2 separate regions of the Homo sapiens genome follow, and region 1 is linked to region 2. Evidence: chromatin loops called from intact Hi-C (ENCODE). Cell type or tissue: PC-9. All regions are shown on one strand. Each heading gives the region's core, and the rest is flanking DNA. Links, peaks and the distances in the headings are about the cores only. Region 1 has its middle 92 kb from the start of LINC02998. Region 2 holds the start of LINC02998 (long intergenic non-protein coding RNA 2998).

The links. Hi-C counts contacts between places; a loop is a spot of excess contacts. Peaks named below come from ENCODE experiments on the same cell type or tissue, not always from the same donor. Only the 100,000 strongest peaks of a DNase experiment are listed, where the experiment ranks them.
Region 1: it touches region 2 in a loop (2.0-fold over the local background); 11 of 110 quality-filtered maps call a loop at or near these places.

What each region holds. Positions count from the first base shown.
Region 1 is chr5:54,647,516-54,657,534 of GRCh38, forward strand. It overlaps a transcript of SNX18 not described here. Among named protein-coding and RNA genes, the nearest start is that of LINC02998, 92 kb to the right of the region's middle. In PC-9, for the core only: no CTCF peak of the experiment used is centred there; a DNase peak (open chromatin) is centred at 4,346.
Region 2 is chr5:54,737,975-54,747,993 of GRCh38, forward strand. It overlaps LINC02998 (long intergenic non-protein coding RNA 2998), which reads right to left and starts at 6,284. Exons shown (of 3, transcript NR_104658.1): 1 at 5,885-6,284. RefSeq lists an enhancer at 6,506-6,650 and a cis regulatory region at 6,573-6,583. In PC-9, for the core only: CTCF peaks have their summits at 4,818 and 5,021; DNase peaks (open chromatin) are centred at 4,687 and 6,497; H3K27ac peaks cover 4,140 bases.

The DNA.
Region 1 (10,019 bases), core at 849-8,848, 91 kb before region 2:
CCTGGCATGGTTTGGGAACTATAAGCAGTTGAAGTTGGTAGTGAATGGGGCATGAGAGGAAGGGGAGGTAGGCAGAGGCATGATCGTAGAGAACCCTGTATTCCAATCCAAGAATCAAAGTCATCATCCTGAAGGCTGTGGGGGCAATATTGAGGAGATTCCCAGAAAATGAGTGATATTTACTTGTCTTCATGACAGCAAATTGAACAGCAGGGGTTGAAAACAGGGGAAGGCTAAGTAGCAGATCATTGCAATAGACCAGAAAAATGAAGGCTTGAAACTTCAACGGGCAACAGGGATGAAGAGTTGAGAACAGATTTGAGAGAAGTGAAAGGAGTAGGATCTGCAGAACTTGGAGACTGACCGGATTCTGGAAGATTAAGGAGATGGAGATGTCAAGGGTGAATGGTTCCCAGTTTATTATTTAGGAACCCGAAGGAATGCTGGTGTGTGCGGAATTGGTGGGTTCTTGGTCTCACTGACTTCAAAAATGAAACCACGGACCCTCGCGAAGAGTATTACAGTTTTTTTAAAAAAAAAAAAAAAAAGACGGAGTCTCGCTCTTTAGACCAGGCCGGACTGCAGTGGCCCTATCTCGGCTCACTGCAAGCTCCGCCTCCTGGGTTCATGCCATTCTCCTGCCTCAGCCTCCCAAGTAGCTGAGATTACAGGCCCCCGCCACCGTGCCCAGCTAATTTTTTGTATTTTTAGTAGAGACAGGGTTTTACCGTGTTAGCCAGGATGGTCTCGATATCCTGACCTCGTGATCCACCCGCCTTGGCCTCCCAAAGTGCTGGGATTACATGTTACAGTTCTTAAAGGCGTCGTGTCCAGAGTTTGTTCCTTCTGATATTCGGATGTGTTCAGAGTTTCTTCCTTCTGGTGGATTCCTGGTCTCGCAAGCTCAGGAGTGAAGCTGCAGACCTTCCCGGTGAGTGTTACAGCTCTTAAGTCGGAGAGTCTGGAGTTGTTCATTCCTCCGGGTGGGTTCATGGTCTCGCTGGCTTCAGGAGTGAAGCTGCAGACCTTCCCTGTGAGTGTTACAGCTCATAAGGGGAATGTGGACCCAAAGAGTGAGCACCAGCAAAATTTATTGCAGAGCGAAAGAACAAAGCTTCCACAGTATGGAAGGTGACGGGTTGTCACTGCTGGCTCGGGCAGCCTGCGTTTGGTCTCTTATCTGGCCCCACCCACATCCTGCTGATTGGTCCACTTTACAGAGAGCTGATTGGTCTGTTTTACAGAGAGCCGATTGGTCCGTTTTGACAGGGTGCTGATTGGTTCATTTACAATCCCTGAGCCAGACACAAAAGTGAGTGCTGATTGGTGCATTTACAAACCTTGAGCTAGATAGAGTGCTGATTGGTGTATTCACAATCCCTTAGCTAGACATAAAGATTCTCCAAGTTCCCGCTAGACTCGGGAGCCCAGCTGGCTTCACCCAGCGGGTCATGCACCAGGCAGCAGATGGAGCTGCCTGCCAGTCCAGTGCCGTGGGCCCGCATTTCTCAGCCCTTGGGCGGCGGATGGGACCGGCCGCTGTGGAGCAGGGGGCGGTGCTCCTCGGGGAGGCTTGGGCCATGCAGGAGCCCACAGCGGGGGGTGGGGGAGGCTCAGGCATGGCAGGCTGCAGGTCCTGAGCCCTGCCCTGCTGGGAGGCAGCTAAGGCCCCGCGAGAAATCGAGCGCAGCACCCGTGGGCCAGCACTGCTGGGGGACCCGGCGCACCTTCCGCAGCTGCTCGCCGGGTGCTAAGCCCCTCAGTGCCCGGGACCAGCAGGCCGGCCGCCCGCTCAGAGTGTGGGGGGCCCGCCAAGCCCACGCCCACCCGGAACTCTGGCCCGCAAGGCTGCGCGCAACCCCGGTTCCCGCCCGTGCCTCTTCCTCCACACCTCCCTGCAGGCTGAGGGAGCCGGCTCCGGCCTCAGCAGTCCCAGGGAAGGTTTCCCACGGTGCAGCGGGGGGCTGAAGGGCTCCTCAAGCATGGCCAGAATGGGCGCCCAGGCCGAGGAGGCATCGAGAGCAAGCGAGGGCTGCCAGCACGCTGTCACCTCTCACTGGTGCCTCTCATTTGAAAGGGATGTAGGAAGAAGAGCTTAATGGGGTACTCTCAGAAAAAGAATGCCGGGTTCTCTCTTATTAATGGCTTCCATCTGTTGATGGCACTGCTCTATCAGCTGTGAGGAGTGTGGCAGGCAAAGTGCAGGGGAGCTTATCAGTCCCAGCTTCACATCGTAGGTGGCTAAAGAGTTTTCACTCAGATCAAACCCAGAACTGGAGCAGCCTGCTTTAACACCACAGAGAAAAATGTCCTTCCAAAGCTATGGCTCCACTGGCTCTGACCCCATCGGGGTCACACTTCATCACACTGAAGAACCCAGTGTGTGCCATTGATTCTAGGGGGAAGATGGTGCTGGGACTTGGCCTAACATCCCAATCAAAAGAAAGCCACTGAAGCATATTCTTTGACACAGGCTAATACGATTGGTGTGTCATGCAAAACGAAAAGTCCACAGTCTGTAGCACCGATAAAGACACTACTCTTTGGCTGCAAAGTATGCATACACTCACATAGCAAAAAAGTAGCCTGGACTAAAGCTCTTCTTACTGTTTGCTATTTTATAGGGGTGTGTGTGTGTGTGTGTGTGTGTGTGTATATATATACACACACACACATATATGTATATATAAATGGTTTATATGATATATAAATTGGTATATACATATATGAATATACAGAATATCATACAGTCATCCCAATATCCTTGGGGGATTGATTTCAGGACTCCTATGGATACCAAAATCTGAGGATGCTCAAGTCTCTCTGGTATAAAATGGTGTAGTATTTGCATATAATTTACACACATTCTCCTATATACTTTTATCGTCTCTAGATTACTTATAATACCTAATAAAATATAAATGATTTGTAGCTAGTTGTTATACTGTATTGTTTTTATTTGCATTATTTGTATTGTATTTTTAATTGTTTTGTATATTTTTCTGAATATTTTTGATCCATAGTTGGTTGAATCCACAGATGTGAAACTTGCAGATATGAAAGAGCTGGCTGTATATGTCTAAGTATATGTATATATCTAAGTGTATGTATACATAAAGTGGTTTTTGTAAGAGATGTGTATATATATATCGTAAATGTATGCTATATACTTATCTTTTCAGTTCACAACTTAATGGGAGCATATATTTTTGAAATTTTTATTATGGAGAATTTCAAATATGTATGAAAGTAGAAGGGATAATGTAATGTATCCGTCACCCAGTTCTAATCATTAGTAAGTCATAGTTAATCTTGTTTCCTCTGACAATGCCCCCACCAATATCTCCTCTTGCCTCCTGGATTATTTTAAAGCAAATATATTGGAAGTGTATGTATGTGTACCTGTATATTAGAAATACTTTTTAATTGGGAACAGTTTTAGATTTAAAGAATTATTTTAAAAATAGTACATAAAATTTCTCTCTACTGCACTCTATTTCCCCTATTAATAACATTTTACAATAGGATGGTACATTTGTAATAATTAGTGAACCAATATTGACACATTATTGTTAACAAAAGTCTATGCTTTCTTCAGATGTCCTCAGTTTTTCCCTAATGTCTTGTTTGCGTTGCATGAGCCTGTTGGAGGGATATTTTATTCTGCCTTTACAAGTCCTTGTGGTCTTGGGTTACATGCTCCACTTCATCTATTTGTGAGTTTTTCAGGTCTAGGAAGCCTGTATGATATTTCAAACCCTTTCCTCCCCTCGCCTTCCTATCTTTATCTCCCATGCTCCAACTTAGTTGGGAAAGGATACCACAGCACACATGTCCCCATTAGGAGCACTGATACCTCTATCACCCTTTGGAGCACTGTGGTCACTTGCTGGATTCCCTTTAAACTGCCATTTTGGAATTCATGCCAAGACACCACTGAATGTAATTTGGGACAGCCTATGAAGCAGAGAATTCAGAAAAAGCCCATGTACCTTTGAAAATACATTTGGGAGGACCACCACATTAACCAAATGAAATAGAACCAACAGTTCCCAGGCTGTTTGGGTTAATTTCTACTTTAGCTGTTCACAGTGTGGGGATTGGGGGGCAGTGATTTAGAGGCTCCACGGAGACCCTAGGAGGTGCTGCTTCTTGGGGTCCAGTCAGTTTGCCCTTCAACACCAAGCAGCCCCCTGGGAGGAAGCCCTGTGCTCTCTGCTGATGGCACAAGAAGTCAGTTCTCTCTGGAGGTGCTTTACTTAAACCAGTGCTGTTTATGGTGCCAGGTTTCTGATGCAATGCCTGCCTCCAGCCAGCCTGTCGAACAAATCGAAGTGTGATGGGTGGCTGGCTTGGGGCCAGAGTGGCGTCACTGCCCATTAATAGAAGTTGATGGAGCTCAGAAAAATGCTTTCAGTCTGGCAACGATCCGACTCCTTCTACACTTTGTCTACCTTGAGGAAAATATATGGAAAAATCAATTTAGGGATGCTTATTTTTACCAGTTTGTGTTAATTTAAGCACCAATTTGCCTAGTTACTGTTAGATTTTTAAAAAATGTTTTGTGACACATCTTGTTTTTTCCTGATTTATATAGTCTTTTATAGGTTCTGTTTCCTTCCAAAAAAAGATCTGAGGTGACTTATTACAAAGGACATTTATTATTAGCATGGAAGTTTTCTCTGCTTTTTCTTGATAATGTTCTGCTTATGTAACTACAGTTGATGAATTAGAGCTTATTTATCTAGGTATTAATATTTCACTTTATTCCATAAAGGAGGGGTCCCCAACCCCCAGGCCATGGACCATTGAGGATCCATGGCCTGCTAGGAACCCGGCTGCACAGCAGGAGGTGAGTGGTGGGTGAGTGAGCATTACTGGCTGAGCTCTGCCTCCTGTCTGGTCAGTGGCATTAGATTCTCATGGGACCGTGAACCCTATTGTGAACTGCACATGTGAGGGATCCGGGTTGCATGCTCCTTATAAGAATCTAATGCCTGATGATCTGTTACTATCTCTTATCACCCCCAGATGGGACCATCTAGTTATAGGAAAATAAGCTCAGGGCTCCCACTGATTCTACATTATGGTGAATAAGTAATAATGATAGAAATAAAGTGTACAGTAAGTGTAACATGCTTGAATCATCCAAAACCTCCCCCCACATTTGTAGCAAAATTGTCTTCCACAAAACCAGTCCCTGGTGCCAAAAAGGTTGCGGACTGCTGCCATAAATGGTATGCACAAAATATACAGATACTTATGCCATACAACAAGGTAAGACAAATTACAAATGTGTGAGAAAGGAAAAAGGAAACCCAAGTTAGTAACATAAAATATAGCTGTAAAATAGGACTTCACAGAAATTCATACCATGAAGTCCTATATACTTGCTCCAAATGGGTTGCACATCAGCAAATGGGGCTCAGAAAAGCCAGTAATAAAGGAAAAACACGATCATTTGGGCAAACTATAGTTCCAATCATCTAAAAAGAAGCCACACAACTCTTTCTGATACTCACATCAAGAAGAACTTAAAGAAGACACTATGTAATAAACATCTTTAACAATATTCTTATTGGAGACTGTTATGGGCTAACTTGTGTTCCCCCCATCCCACCCCTTGTCCTAAATTTATATGTTAAAGTCTCAACCCCCAGTGTCTCAAAATGTAATTATATTTAAAGATAAGGTCTTTAAAGAGGCAACTAAGTTAAGGTGAGATCATTAGGGTAGAACCTAATTCAACATGACTGGTGTCCGTAGGATATAGACAGGCACAGAGACAAAACCATGTGAAGACAAGAAGACACCAAGGAGAGAAGACTCAGAAGAAATCACCTCTGCTGATACCTTCTTTTTGGACTTCTCACCTCCAGAACTGTGAGGAAATAAATTCTGTTGTGTAAGCCACCTACTTTGTGGTACTTTGTGATGGTAGCCCTAGCAAACTAATACAGAGATACAGTAATATGTTTCCTAAGGGCTATCTCTAGTACCATCCCTCTTTTCAGGCTGAAGACAGCACCCTAATTTACCCAGATTCCTCCTTCCCTACTTCCCAAGCCTGCCCCCACATCCCACTGAAATTCACATGACCATTGTAGGAACTATGTGACCTTGCCATGCTGGCCACAGCTAATTGGCCTGGAGGCAAAGAACCTGACCCCAGCTGGCCCAATCAGTCTTTTCCTGGGATTTTTCCACCTGGAACCGAGAGTGCTTGACATTAGTCCTCTCTGGCAGCAGAAGTCATAGGATGTAAGCCTCATAAGCAGTCAGTGGCCATATATTATCCCAAGCAGGGAAGATGAATCTGTGAGAAGGATGAAGCCAGACAAAGACAGTCTTAGCTTCATTCCAATCTCTAGTTCATTCTTTAATTTAACATTATTTATTGAAGGCTTAGTATGTTCCAGGTACTGGTTCAGTCACTCCTGAAGTCCGTTGCATCCCTGCTTTCCTTGCAACATAGTTGTTCCTACCCTTTCATTGATTCCACCACCAATAAAGCCCGCTTTTTGCCTAAGTCAAATGGGGTTGGATTTCTGTTGCTTATAACCAAAGTATACACCACAATCCCCTACATCCTCCTTTCCCCTCTAGTTACTCTGGATTGCTGGCAGCTTCTTGAACAATTTCTGTTGTCACAGGGTAACAAGAGTCAGGTCAAGGGGTAACTATGCTTCCTTTTTTCAGTCTTCTCCATATAAAAATAAACAATGTTCAAATATTAATTATGCTGGTTTCTTTGTTCTGCTTGTAAAAGCTCATCTTTTACCCCCAGATACCTGAGCTGATCCAGACACTCCTCACTCTCCTACACTTGAGGGGATGGTCACAGAGGCTTTTTCTTACAACTATGTGATTATTTCAAAATGTAGGAAGTAGCTAACCACTTTTATAACCTCTCCTAGTGCAGAAATGACTGGTGGTGATGAAATTCAATCATGAACTCACATTGTATGTATTAATGACATTTCTTCCATGTAGTAAACTCCTCTCATTTCTTTAATTTTACTGTTAAGTATCAAGCTGGTACATTATTTGTCCACTTCATATGAAATTTATCTTTTAAGAAAGAGGCACAGAGATTTTTGTGTAGCTTACTTGTATTCTCATTTTGTGGATTTTATATTTTTCCCAGAACAGAGATCAAAAAACTATTAACTGACTTTCAGCCTTAACTAGGAAATGGGCACCCAATCAAAGATTTTTTTTTGAAACATTTCTTCATAGTAGGTACCCATTACATATTGTTGAATAGATGTGTTCTTATTCTGATAAATAACACTGAGTGGAAGACCTAGTACTGTTTTTATTCAGAAATGTCTGTATTATTTCTACTACTGGGTGGAAACACAGAGTTGTTAGCAACTTGAGTTTGCATACCAGAACCGCTATTTAGTAGGTGGTAGGCCTCTGCCAAGTAGGTCACTGGACTGCAGAGCCTCAGTTTTTCTCACCTATAAAATGGGAATTAAAATACCTATTTTGCAGAGTAGTTAGATGATTAAGTCAAATGATGTAGGTAAATGACTGTCATGAGTGCCTGCCATAGTGTGAGTGTTTCAGTTAGTTTTAGGTGTCAACTTGACAGAATTAAGGAATACCTAGAGAGCCAGTGAAGGATTACTTCTGGGAAGGTTCATGAGAATGCTTTCAGAGGAGACTGGTTTGTGTGTTTGTGGACTGAGTCGGGGATATCTGCCCTCAATGTGGGTGAGCACCATCCTATTGGCTGGGGACTTGATAGAACAAAAAAGGCAGGGAAAAGGTGATTGTTTTCTCTCTCTTTCCTGTAACTGGGCCACTCTTATTCTCCTGACCTTGGACATCAAAAACTCCAGCCTTTCTTGCTTTTAAACTCCAGAGCTTACACCAGAGGCCCCCACCTCCGGGTCTCAGGCCCTCAGGCCCTCAATCTTGGACTGATAATTATACCATCAGCTTTCTTAATTCTGTAAAAGCTTTCAGACTTTGGCTGAGCCATGCTACCAGCATCCCAGGGTTTCCAGCTTACAGACAGCATGTCATGAGACTTCTCAGCCTCTATAATCATATAAGCCAATTCTAATAAATCCCCTCTCATGTCTACCTATCTATCTATCTATCTATCTATCTATCTGTCTATATTTTATTGGTTCTGTCTCTCTGGAGACTGCTACTATAATGGACATTCAAGAAATTGTATTATTGTCCAATTCACTGTATAATTGCTTGCCTGTAATTTTCAATTGCCTTATATGTTACTGTCTATCCTTTCTTTTATAATTTTCTTTTTATCATTTGATACATATGATTGTGCTTTGGGTGACACAAGACCGCTACCCAGACATTTTTTTTTTTAACTTTAGCATGCCTTTCAGCCAAAGATCAGCAGGAACACATCTGTTGGGTTTATTACTATTGCAGGGAAGGAAACCACACACCATGGGGAACCCTCTTAGTAAGAAGGAGTTAGAGAGGACTTACCGGATTTAGGCTTGCATTAGGTGATTTAGGGAGCAGTAAAAGAAATAGGGCTTTTGTATGGGTTGGATGATCTCAGGAAGAAGGGGTAATTCTATGATTGGGTATCTTAATAAATCTTCTGTAAAAAGAGGGGAGGCTAAGATTGTAATTGGTAAAGAAACAGCAGTCACTCAGATTAGTAAGAACAGGGGGATGTTTGGTCCTTGTTGTGGTTTGGGCAATGTTCATATTTTTGTCTGTGTTCACACATGATACACAGTGGTCTTGTTTATATCTTGATCTATCACGGTCAACAGAGTGACCTTGAAGATCCTGATGTTCTGAGAAATTGTTTACATTCAACAGAAGAACACTATGACCCATCTCTAAGTGCCAGGCTAGTTCCTAACAACAACAAGACCTAGCTGTAAGTGTCAGGCCAGTTTCCAGAGGTCAGGCTGCTTTTCTCATTCTTATGTATTAGCATGCTCTGTAATAGAATTTAGGTGCAGACAACAGACACCACTCTAGCTGTCTCATGAGAACATGACTTAATATAGGGAATTAGGTGCTTACAAAATTGTTGGAAGGACTGGAATAACAGCTCTGGGCTTGGAATCCAGGAACAACTCCAAGAACTGCTGCATAGAGCTAGTCCTCCATGGGAGCTGCCAGCTATTCCTTCTCCACCTTTGTGATTGTGGTGACCGCTGCTGAAATTCTTGGCTCCAGGAACACATTAGCTAATTTGCTCTTCAGAGATCAGGAAACTGTTGCTGCAACTATTACTTTTATTTATTTATTTATTATTTTTAGATGGAGTCTTGCTCTGTTGCCCAGGGTGGAGTGCAATGGCACGATCTCAGCTCACTGCAACCTCTGCCTCCCGGGTTCAAGCGATTCTCCTGCCTCAGCCTCCTGAGTAGCTGGGATTACAGGCATGCATCACCACACCTGGCTAATTTTTGTATTTTTAGTAGAGACGGGGTTTCACCATTTTGGCCAGGCTGATCTTGAACTCCTGACCTCGTTCTTTGCCCACCTCAGCCTCCCAAAGTTCTGGGATTACAGGCATGAGCCACTGCACCCAGCCTACTTTTTAAAAAATGTTTTATTTATTATATTTGTATGTGTTATTTTATTTAGAGATGGCATCTTTCTGTGTCACCCAGGCTGGTGTGCAGTGGTGAAATCACAGCTCACTGCAGCCTCAAACTCTTGGGCTCAAGAGATTCTCCCACCTCAGTCTCCCAAGTAGCTAACTAGGACTGCAGGCTAATTTTAACTATTACCTTTAAAGCCGTACAACACCTGCTAGGTCCATAGTAACTCCTCTGAGTCCTGCCTCTTGGCTGTCGCCAGTAGTAACCAAAGCAGCACAACCTCTGCTACCTCTGCCACAGTATAACCCAACATTGCAATGACCACCTTTGCCAACAGCAGCGGCACAAGTTCCAGTAGCCTATTTGCTATATCACTTCCAGTTTCCAGATCTCACTTCTGCAGTCTGATTGCCTTAACCCAAATCATATCCAAAACCCTAGCTGCAAGGGAGTTTGCGAATC
Region 2 (10,019 bases), core at 1,282-9,281:
ATACCCAATGATTGCTGATGGCTAGCTTACTTCCAGAATAACTGCAGGTTCTCTATTCCTCCACCTGGGCCTTGCACAGTTGTTTCCACGAGTTCCTTGGGTGCCTGAGATGCTCCAGTGAGCTGCTGCACAGTCCTCTCATGATGTCTGTGTCTGGCCTCCTCCTCAGTGTCTGCTTTCCCTAAGCCTGTGAGGATTCATCTCATCCTTGTCTCAGAGCACCCTGGCCTCTGCAGCTGTAGATGCCCTGGTCTAGAGTCCTGCTTCCTGGATCTACTGTCCTCTCAACTGACGCTGGACAGGAGCCAGCCCCTGAGCCCTCACTGTGACTAAGCTGTGCTGAGTTCCAGGAAGAAGTGGAGGAAACATTTCTCTTCCCAATTCAGTGTCACTTGGGCCTGAATGTGGCACTAGTTATGCCTAAACCCCATGAAATATAACAAAGCCTCTTAAAACCAGGCTGCTGGGCTTACGGGTCTAGCCCCTCTCTCCATGGGGCTAGGTTGGGGAGCAGCCAGTGGTGACCATTGTCCTTATTCTCTTCACTGTCCTTTCTCTACCAATCTACTCCACAGGCATCCCTGCATACAACTCCCTCCTGGCAGCCCCATTCTCTACACAAATACTCATGCAAATACACTTCCGAGAGCCAGCCCCACATAACCTGATAGGTCAGTTCTAGATTTCTCTTTGGGTACAGCCAAGATCCCTGCCCACAGATACAACACACAACACACACACAGTCGACTTACCCCACACCACACCAAACATACTATCAGTATCTTCAGTCTTCAACAGCTCTCTCTCTCCTGGCTCCTTCCCACGGCTCCTTCCTGTGTTTCCACGTGTTCAAGTCTCTTTCATCCTGAACTAAACAAACAACTTAGACCTTCCATAGACCTGCCTCCTCTCTACTTCCCCAACTCTCTTTCATTCTTCAAGGACATATATTTTTCTTTTAACCTAATTTGAAAATTTTACTGATGTTAACTGTAGACACATCAGTATTATTTAATGTTTACAGTGAACATATATTCTATTTATAACTAAAAAAAAATCATAGACTCCATGATGGGTTGAATTATGTCTCTCAAAAAAGAAAAGTTCAGGTCCTAACCCCCAGGACTGCACAGTGTGATCCCATCTGGAGATAGGATAATCAGATTAAAAAGAGGTCATCGTGATGGGCTCTAATCCAATAGGACTGTTGTCTTTATAAAAAGGGGAAATGTGGACACAGACGTACGCACAGGGAGAACACCGTGTGAAGATGAAGGCAGAGATTGGGATGATGCTTCCATAAGCCAAGCTACACCCCAAATCATCAGCAAACCACTAGAAGTGAGGGGGGAAGCTTAGAACAAATTTCTCTCTCAAAAATCTGAGATCAAGTCTGACTTGACCTCACACTTCTAGCCTCAAAACTGTGAGACAGCAAGTTTCTGTTATATAAGCCATTCAGTATTTGGTACTTCATTTTGGCAGCCCAGGACACTGATATTGTCTCTGAATCTCCATTCCCAAATTTCAGTGGTGTCCTCCACCCATCTCTCTCCACTGCCTCATCTCCCATGCATGCATCCACTCATCGATACCAGACCTCTGTGGTCATCATTCTGCTGTCATTTTCTCATCTAAGCCACCAATGACCTTGTTGCTAATACTGATGGAACATTCTTCAGCTCTTTCCCAACCCCTCTGCAACATTTTACCTTGTTTCTCTGTCCCTTCTTTCTCTTGTCTTCCATGGCACTGCACTGCCGAATCTTTCTCCTGCTTCTTTGGTTTGCCTTAGTGCCCTTTGGATTTCCCTCCAATTGCCACTTCCTTAAGTGGAAACGTTCCTCGGGGTTCTAGCTCAAGTCCTCTTATCTTGACAGGTTAGCCTATTCTTGAGGATTCTTATCCATTCCTGTTGGCTTTAAGCATCATCTGTCATCAGAATCTCTCATTTAGATTTTTCTCCCGGATTTCAGGCTCCTTCGTGATCAGAGCTCATTTGTTTGATGGAAAAAGAAACCCACTCAAACTAGTATGCGTGAAAGGGGGTTTCTTGGGTGGAATCAGGGTTACTTGACTGCTGTAAATAGCGAGAATTACACACCTCACAAAGGAGGGACAGAAGACTGGAGAACAAAGCCCAACTTTCTCCACATCCCTCCCCCGTGCCACCTACTCCCCATCTTTCAGCAGATTCCAGGGGAGAAACACCCAGGGACTTCCCCTGGGTTCCCTAAGCTTGCCCTCGAAGGAAGTACAAGCTCAGTTACCTGTCTGTAGTCTGGTCTCTGCTTTCCTCCCAACCCTCATCTCTCTGCTCACTCAGTCACTTTCTAGGTGCCAACCACACCAGCTTTCTTCAAATCCCTGGGGGCCTCCAGCGTGCTGGCCTCCAGGCCCTGGGTATGACTCCTTTCATCTTCCTAGAACAAGCCACCTCCCTTTCCACTTGGCTAACTCCAACTCCTCCAGTACATCATAGCGTACATCCACTTCCTTTTGAAAGTGTTCCTGCTCACCTATACTCCGCCGCCACCACAATTCTGAGTTTATTATTCTGGATTTGGGGCTCCCAGCACCCAATGTTTCCCACATCATGCACCCACACTGTGTGGCATTTCCATCTATTCTTCCACGCCCCCCACTGAGCTGAAAAGCTGGAAGCATCTGTGGGACACAGCTGAGCTTGGTAAGGTGTGTTTGTTAAAAATCACAGGAACCTTTGAGCTAGCACAGGCCAGTGTCAACCTCAGTACTACTGACATTTTGGGCGGAATCGTTCTTTTGGGGGAGAGCTGTCTCGTGTGCAGCACAGGATGCCACACAGCACTGTTGGCCTCTACCCACCAGATGCCAGTTACACTCTCCCCTCCCTCAGTCAAGACAAAAAAAAGTCTCCAGATGTTGCCAAGTGTTGCCAAAGTGTTGCCAAAATTGCTCTTGGTTGAGAACCACTGGTTTAGGCTAACAGGGGTGTTTGTCACAGGGATACTGGTGAGAACAAGGGGCTGATGTCGTTAGGGATTCCAGCAAGTGGACTTCCTGTGTTCCCCAGAATCTTGACTTAGGGGCTGAAACAGCTCTGCAAATGGTGTCTGCCTGGAGTGTGGTCTGTGGACTATGAAGAGCAAGGTGCAACCAGCAGGAGCTGATGCCCACGCATCAGGCAGGTCGTGGAGGCCACGCAGGAGAGTTGGGCTTTCTCCTCCTCACATGTTGGATGCAGACAGGAAGCAACATGGTGATATTTGCAATGTAGACAGATGGAGGCAGCAATGTGAGCAGATGTGCAAAGGGTGGAGGTTTAAGACAAGAAGTCTGGACTCTCCATTAGAGGGCTGCAAGATAGGCTGTCACAATGGTGTGAATGAAAAATGTGAGAGCTTCAACTGAGGCAGCAGTTATGCCACCTTCTCCCTCTTAGTATTTGTGGTAATGCTCGGAGAAGTACACTTTTTAACCTTTTTATTTGGTAATTTGTTTCTTCTTGGTAGGAACAAAGACCTGGATACAAGCAAGGAAAATAGGGTACTTAACTAATTTCCTAGGCTACCTTAAAAACTAAGAGAAATGGAAAATTTGATGGAGAAAAGAAACATTGTAATTTGTTTGTCATAAATTACATTGTAATTTAAATGTGAGACATTAGAACAATTTAGTTTTTATTCCTGCCTATATTATTACATACCATTCTTCCTTGTTTTGAAACTCTTAACTAGGTGAGGCAGAGCTAGAAATTGTCTCCTTATATACTTTTCCTGAACAAAGGAATTCCAAATTTTTGCTGGCCTCATAGCTTTTGGAGTAAGGTTTTACAGGTATGATAAGGAGACTAAGTTCTGGCCTGATATAGCAGAAGTGAGGAATGTGATTCTTAGAAGTTTTCCTAAAGGGAGGAAGTGAATTCTTTGTTCTGTTTTGCACTGGCTTGAAGGCAGACATGGTGGCTGGCGCTTCAGTAACTATATTGGGCCATGAGCTGAAAGCACGTGTTGAGGATGTGGCACCGCAAAATAAAGAAGCCCCGCTTCCTGATCCTGCAGAACAAGGGCCAGCAAACTTTTTCTCTAAAGGGCCGAATCTTCAGTTTCGTAGACCCTACAGGTCTCTGTCACCACTAGTCAATTCTGCCATTTGAGAGTGAAAATATCCATGGAAAATATAGAATAAATGAGTTTCTAATGTTCCAATTTGTTTTTCGATAAAACTTTATTTATGGACATTGAAATTTGAATCCCTTATAATTTTCTTTTTTTAAAATTCTATGCAAGGAAACAGTAGAATCTCTCATCATTTTCAGCCATTTAAAAAAGGAATAATAATTCCTAGCTCCAAAGCTATACAAAGACCCTGGGGCCAGATTTGGCATGGGGCATGTTTTGTCCACCCCTGAAATAAATCACCATACAGCCCCAAATTGTTGATCTTTAGGCTTTACCTACAGGAAAGAGACACTTTGGTGTTGCTTCTGCTAGATGGAGTTTGCTCTGATTCAGCAAAACGAATTCCTGACTTATGATTACTAGATGCAGCAGCCCCTGGGGGTGCTCCACCCACACGCAACCCATATCAATTCTTTTCCAGCTCCGTGCACCCTTCCGGGTTTCTGTGGCTTGCTTCCAAGGCTCAAACTTGCAACTCTCTTTTAAGATAACCTTAGGTCCACTGGCACCTGTGGCTGGAAAGTTGGAAGTGCCTGAGAATTTACATGCCCTCTGGGCAGCCCTTCCCTAGAGAACTTCAAAGCCTCGCTGACTTTTGCATCTGGACGAACTCAGACAGAATTTTTACCCTGGAGTTCCCCTGTAGAATCAGGCACAGGCCTCCCTCCTCAGGACTTTGCCTGACATCACACCTTTGTTTGGTTTGCTCCCGGCTCCTGTCCTGTTTTTCCTGCTCTTTCCTGGACTTCCTATGGGAGCACTTCCTTCACAATTCACGTGCACATAGCCCTTGTCAAGGTCTACTTCTGGAAGCTTCAATCTAAGCCATAGTAATCATCCTTGCTCAAGGAGATTTTTCTCCAGACTCCAATAAAACAGAAGAAACAGCAGTCTCCTCTTTACAGAAATAAAAAGGAGTGTTCTAGCTAAAGCCCTTTTTACAGAGCAGCATAATGGGTAAGAGCAGGGGCTCCAGAGTCAGCCTGCTTATAAACAGTCTTTTGGAGCCTCAAGATTCCTCATCTGTAAATTGGAGCTAATGACAATGACAGCACAGGGGTTGTGTTGAGGCTATGTTGAATATCATGGCACTTACACATCCCATCCAGCACACAAGAAACACTCCATAAAAGTTAGTTACTATGAGCATCATTAATATGTTGTCTGAGGCATTTTGACACAACCACTGCTACTTGTAAATTCCAACACAGAATTTTCTTGGTACATAATAGAAAAACAAGTGCTATCTGCTGCTCTGTGAGAAGCTGATGATGAATTACCAAATAAGATTTTCTACTTTGTAGGTATATTTGAATATCAGTATGTCCAATTAATTCAGTATAAATATAAAGGACACATCCTGCTTGAAAATGTCAGCAATAAGTTAGGCAAATGGCTGCATTCTGAAACCAGGCATACCTGGACCATACTCCCAAATATGCTGCTCCTGTAGAGACTTCAGTATTGATTTACCCAATCAGATTGCCAATACTTACCTCCTAAGGTTATTGTGAAGATTAGACAAAACTCTGCATAAAAAACACTTAGCTACTCTTTATTAGGAATTTACTATGTTCCCGGCACTGTGCTATTGTTATCCATGCCCAATTCCCCGGAAGAGAAGTGGAAAGATTCCATACATCACTGGGATACCTTTACCCTGATGACAAAGGCAGCAATGGCACCGACTCCCAGAAGATAATCTTTTAGAAAATAATCACCTGGTTTTTTCCTCGGCCATTAGCCTTCTTGGGTCAGTTTGCTAGAAACCAACCCCCCAACAACAAAGAAACTCCAAGGAAAATGAGCCTCTTCATTGCTGCTGAAAGCAGGGGGAACTGCGTCCTCTTACAGGCTCTTTACTATGGTTGATACAAGTGAGTCTCCATTTTTTAGCTTCAGTACCATCCAGTCAATGCTTTGTAGGAAGAGCTGCATGTCGGAGTGTTAACCCGCCAGTGTTTGTGCATCTCTCTGGGAGCCCTCCTGGCAGAGCCCTCCTCTGCACCAGCACAGAGGTCTGATGTGGGACGGTCAGGCTATCAGAGCTCAAAGAGAAAACAAATCTCTTCTGTATAGGCCAGGAAGGCCTCACCAAGGAGCCTTTTTGCTCTGCTTGGGAGGGAATGGAAAGAAAAAAAGGGAAAACCACACCCTTCGAAGGCCTCAGTAAATATTTGAAGCGTGCCTAGGTTTGGCCAAATGAGAACTCCCCTTATTTAAGTATTTATGAAATGATCAAATAGCAGGATTGTATTTCCATGAGCTAGAGAGTTCTTATTTAGTGACACAGATTTTTTTTTTGTTCAAACTTTTTTCTTTTTTTGCCACATTCAGCAATTGCTATCAGATGCTGAATGTCTGTGGTCACATACTCAGCTTCCTGTTTATAAATGCGCTCTGTTTTCAGTGAGTCAGCAGTTTCTTGTTCTACAGAGAGGTAAAACTGGTGGTGTCAGGGCCGTGGGGGGTTGAATGAGCTTTGTGAATGGCCCAGTGTGTGCTGGGCCTCAGGATTTGTGTGAACAGGTACTCACACTGTCTGTGGCTGTCCATAAGCTGAAATAATTCAGCCCAGTGAGTTTGGTGGTTTCTCATCTGATTCTGTCCAAGCGAAACAAAGCCAGACACTAAAGTGGTAAGGACAGACATTAACCAGTAATAACTATTGCAATAGGGAAGAGTCCAATGTAAACTGAACTCAGCTTCAATTTGTGCAGAGGTGACTGGACTTTTTTTTTTTTTTTTTTTTTGGAGACGGAGTTTTGCTCTTGTCACCCAGGCTGGAGTGCAATGGCACAATCTCGGCTAACTGCAACCTCCACCTCCCAGGCTCAAGTGATTCTCCTGCCTCAGCCTCCTGAGTAGCTGGGATTACAGGTACCTGCCATCACACCCGGCTAATTTTTTGTATTTTTAGTAGAGATGGGTTTTGCCATGTTGGCCAGGCTGGTCTCGAACTCCTGACTTCAGGTGATCCATCCGCCTGGGCCTCCCAAAGTGCTGAGATTACAGGTGTGAGCCACCATGCCTGGCCAGACTAGGCATTTTTAGGGAAGAATGAGGGAATAGGAAGGAGGGCAAACAGAACCAGTAGGGTCAGGGAAGTGAAAAATTACGAAGGGCTGTTCAGTATAAATGCAATCAGACCAGCTGTGCCTGCTAGCTGGCAGTTAGGAAAGTTAGGATTCTATCCTCTCTGAGACTGGGAGACAGAGGTCCTTACCCTTCCTGATGATTACATTCAAAGGAATAGCTTTCAGGGCCTTGAGAAACACACTCCTGGGTTGTAGGAGATACATATACATCTCAAAGGTTACAGAGAACTCAAAATTGCCCTTCTTAGTAAGTGCTCTACGAAAGAGTGGTCAGGCTAGTTCCAGGTGTGGGCTAGAGCAAGCAGTAAATCCCCCTGGGCAGCCTTGAGTTTTCTCAGGCAGGCATCCTTAAGGGGGTAGGAGCATCCTGGGGATGTGGCCTTGAGGTATTGGAAACCTTATTAGCGATTGTGCAAGTGTTTTAGAGCAAGGCTGAGGCCTGGCTGAGAAGAGGGCTCAGAAGAGCCTGACTAGAGTTTGCTCAAGGTCAGAGTCTTTGTCACTGTGAGGCAGCCCAGGGTCTGTCTTTGGCACTTCACTCACTTGCTTTGGTGCTACTGCTTCCTGACCTCGCCTACCAGTCCCGTTGTCAGCTGCAGTGGCCTCCAGCTGCCAGGTGGGCTGGAACTTCAAACGACTGATGTCCTTGAAGAGCCTGGGAGTTCTGGACTTTCCTGCCTCCCCTCCCTTGGCCCCAGCACACACTGCTCCATCTGCCCCTCCTTCCACACCCTCTTGTAAGCCAGCTCCACATCGCCTTTGGAATTCGGTTTTTCCTTCATCTCTTCGTGTGAAAGCCTCCCCTGAGCTCCAGTACCTGGGTTTGGCATTCCCACAACACCAAGCTCTTCTCTCCTGGAGCATTTATTGCACTGTATTTCAGAGAATAGTTAAGCACTGGTTTCCCCCACTAAACTGTAAGCCATAGGAGAGCAGGGACTAGGTGCAATTCAATCAGCAGGTGCTTACTAAGTGCTTGCTGAGGAGTGGATGGGTGGTACCTGTCCTTTGATGCCTCCTCTCAGGACCCTGTTCTTAATGATTGGGAACACAGGCTCTGGGTTTGAATCCCAGCTTTTCCAATTACTCGCTGTGTGACCTTGAGCAAGGTGCTTCACCCCTCTTTGCCTAAGTCATCTCGACTGTCAGGAGGGTAGATGATGATCTCCATCTCACCGGCTGTGAGGGTTAAAGGTGTTGTATGTGTACCTGCTTGGAAGAGAGCCAGGCACAAGGAATCTTCAGTATTATTACCATTGTGTGTTCCAAGGAGGCCATCGGCTACTCTGCCAATGATTCATTGAGTGAATAAACGCCCAACAGGGCATTGGCCTTTACTGCTTCTGTTTTCTAACCGAGAAGAATGACTTTGAGAAACTCAATACCTTACTCCCCACCGAAGCCTGGCTGGCTGGTGTTCTGATGTGGGGCAGGTGCCACGTGGAGCCATGGAAGCTGAAGGGCAGAGCTGTACCTGGCCAGGACACTGCCTCCGCCTCAGCAGCTTCCCTCTCTACTCTCCCATCTCTGTTTCCCCCAGAATTGCCTGCGCTCAGGTGCAGCTTTCCTCCCCTGCCCGTTCCAACCTGGACCCTCCCCACAAACTCTCTCACACTCTCTCTCTGTCTCTCTATCACTTACACCCTCGCACGCACATCCTTGCAGGCACACTCACACTCTCACATGCACACTTTCACGTGTATATTCTTACACTCACACACATTCTCATACACACTCATGCACACTCACACACACACTCATTCTCACACTGTCTCACACTGTCTTCATCATTCACACGTACACAGTCACAAACACTCACACACTCTCACGTGCACATTTACGCTCCCATATACTCTTACACCCACACACGCACACACTTTCTCATGCACACTCACATATACACACATTCATACTCTCAACTTTCTCCTTGTCTCTCCCATGTACACACACACACTTTCTGATGCACTCACACTCCCACATGAACATTCACACTCTAACTCATATATTCTTACAAGCATACACACACACACTTTCTCATGCACACACACCGTCATATGCACACTCACACATGTTCATACACTGCCTTATGCTTTCTATTTGTCTCTCCCATGTACACACACACACACTTTCTGATGCACTCACTCTCATATGCACACTCATGCACACTTACGCCCACACTTACACACACTCTCACACTGTCATCCACAAAACAACAGGAGCTAAGATCACCAGTGGCCTCTGTGCCATGGAGGCCCAGGACATTTTCAGTCTGCAGTTCCCCAACCCCTCCCAGCAGCATCAGAGTTGCTGGGTCCCCTTCCCTGTCAGGACACTCTCCCTCCTTGGATTCCAGGGCCCAGCGTTCTCCTGGTTTTCCTCCCACCGGTTCTCTGTCTCCTTTGCAGGTCTGCCCTTCCTTACTCGGCCAGTAAGTTCACAGACTCTTCCTCCTCTCTCTTCCTGCCCTCTGCCAGGACATCTGGCATGTGGCTCCAAATACCAGGTACAGGCAAACAGATCATGAGCAACCTCCTTCCTTATACCTGCTCTTCCTTTTACCTGGAATGTATCCTACTTCTAGGTCTCTGTTCAAACGTCACCTTGTCAGAGAGAACATCCCTGGCCACCAGAACTAGAATAGCCCCTTACTCCTTCTCACCATCTATCCCATTAACCCTGGTTTAGTTTTCTTTCTTCCCTGTTACTGCCTGAAATACTCTATATTTGTTTATTATCTGTTCATCCCTACTAGAGGGTA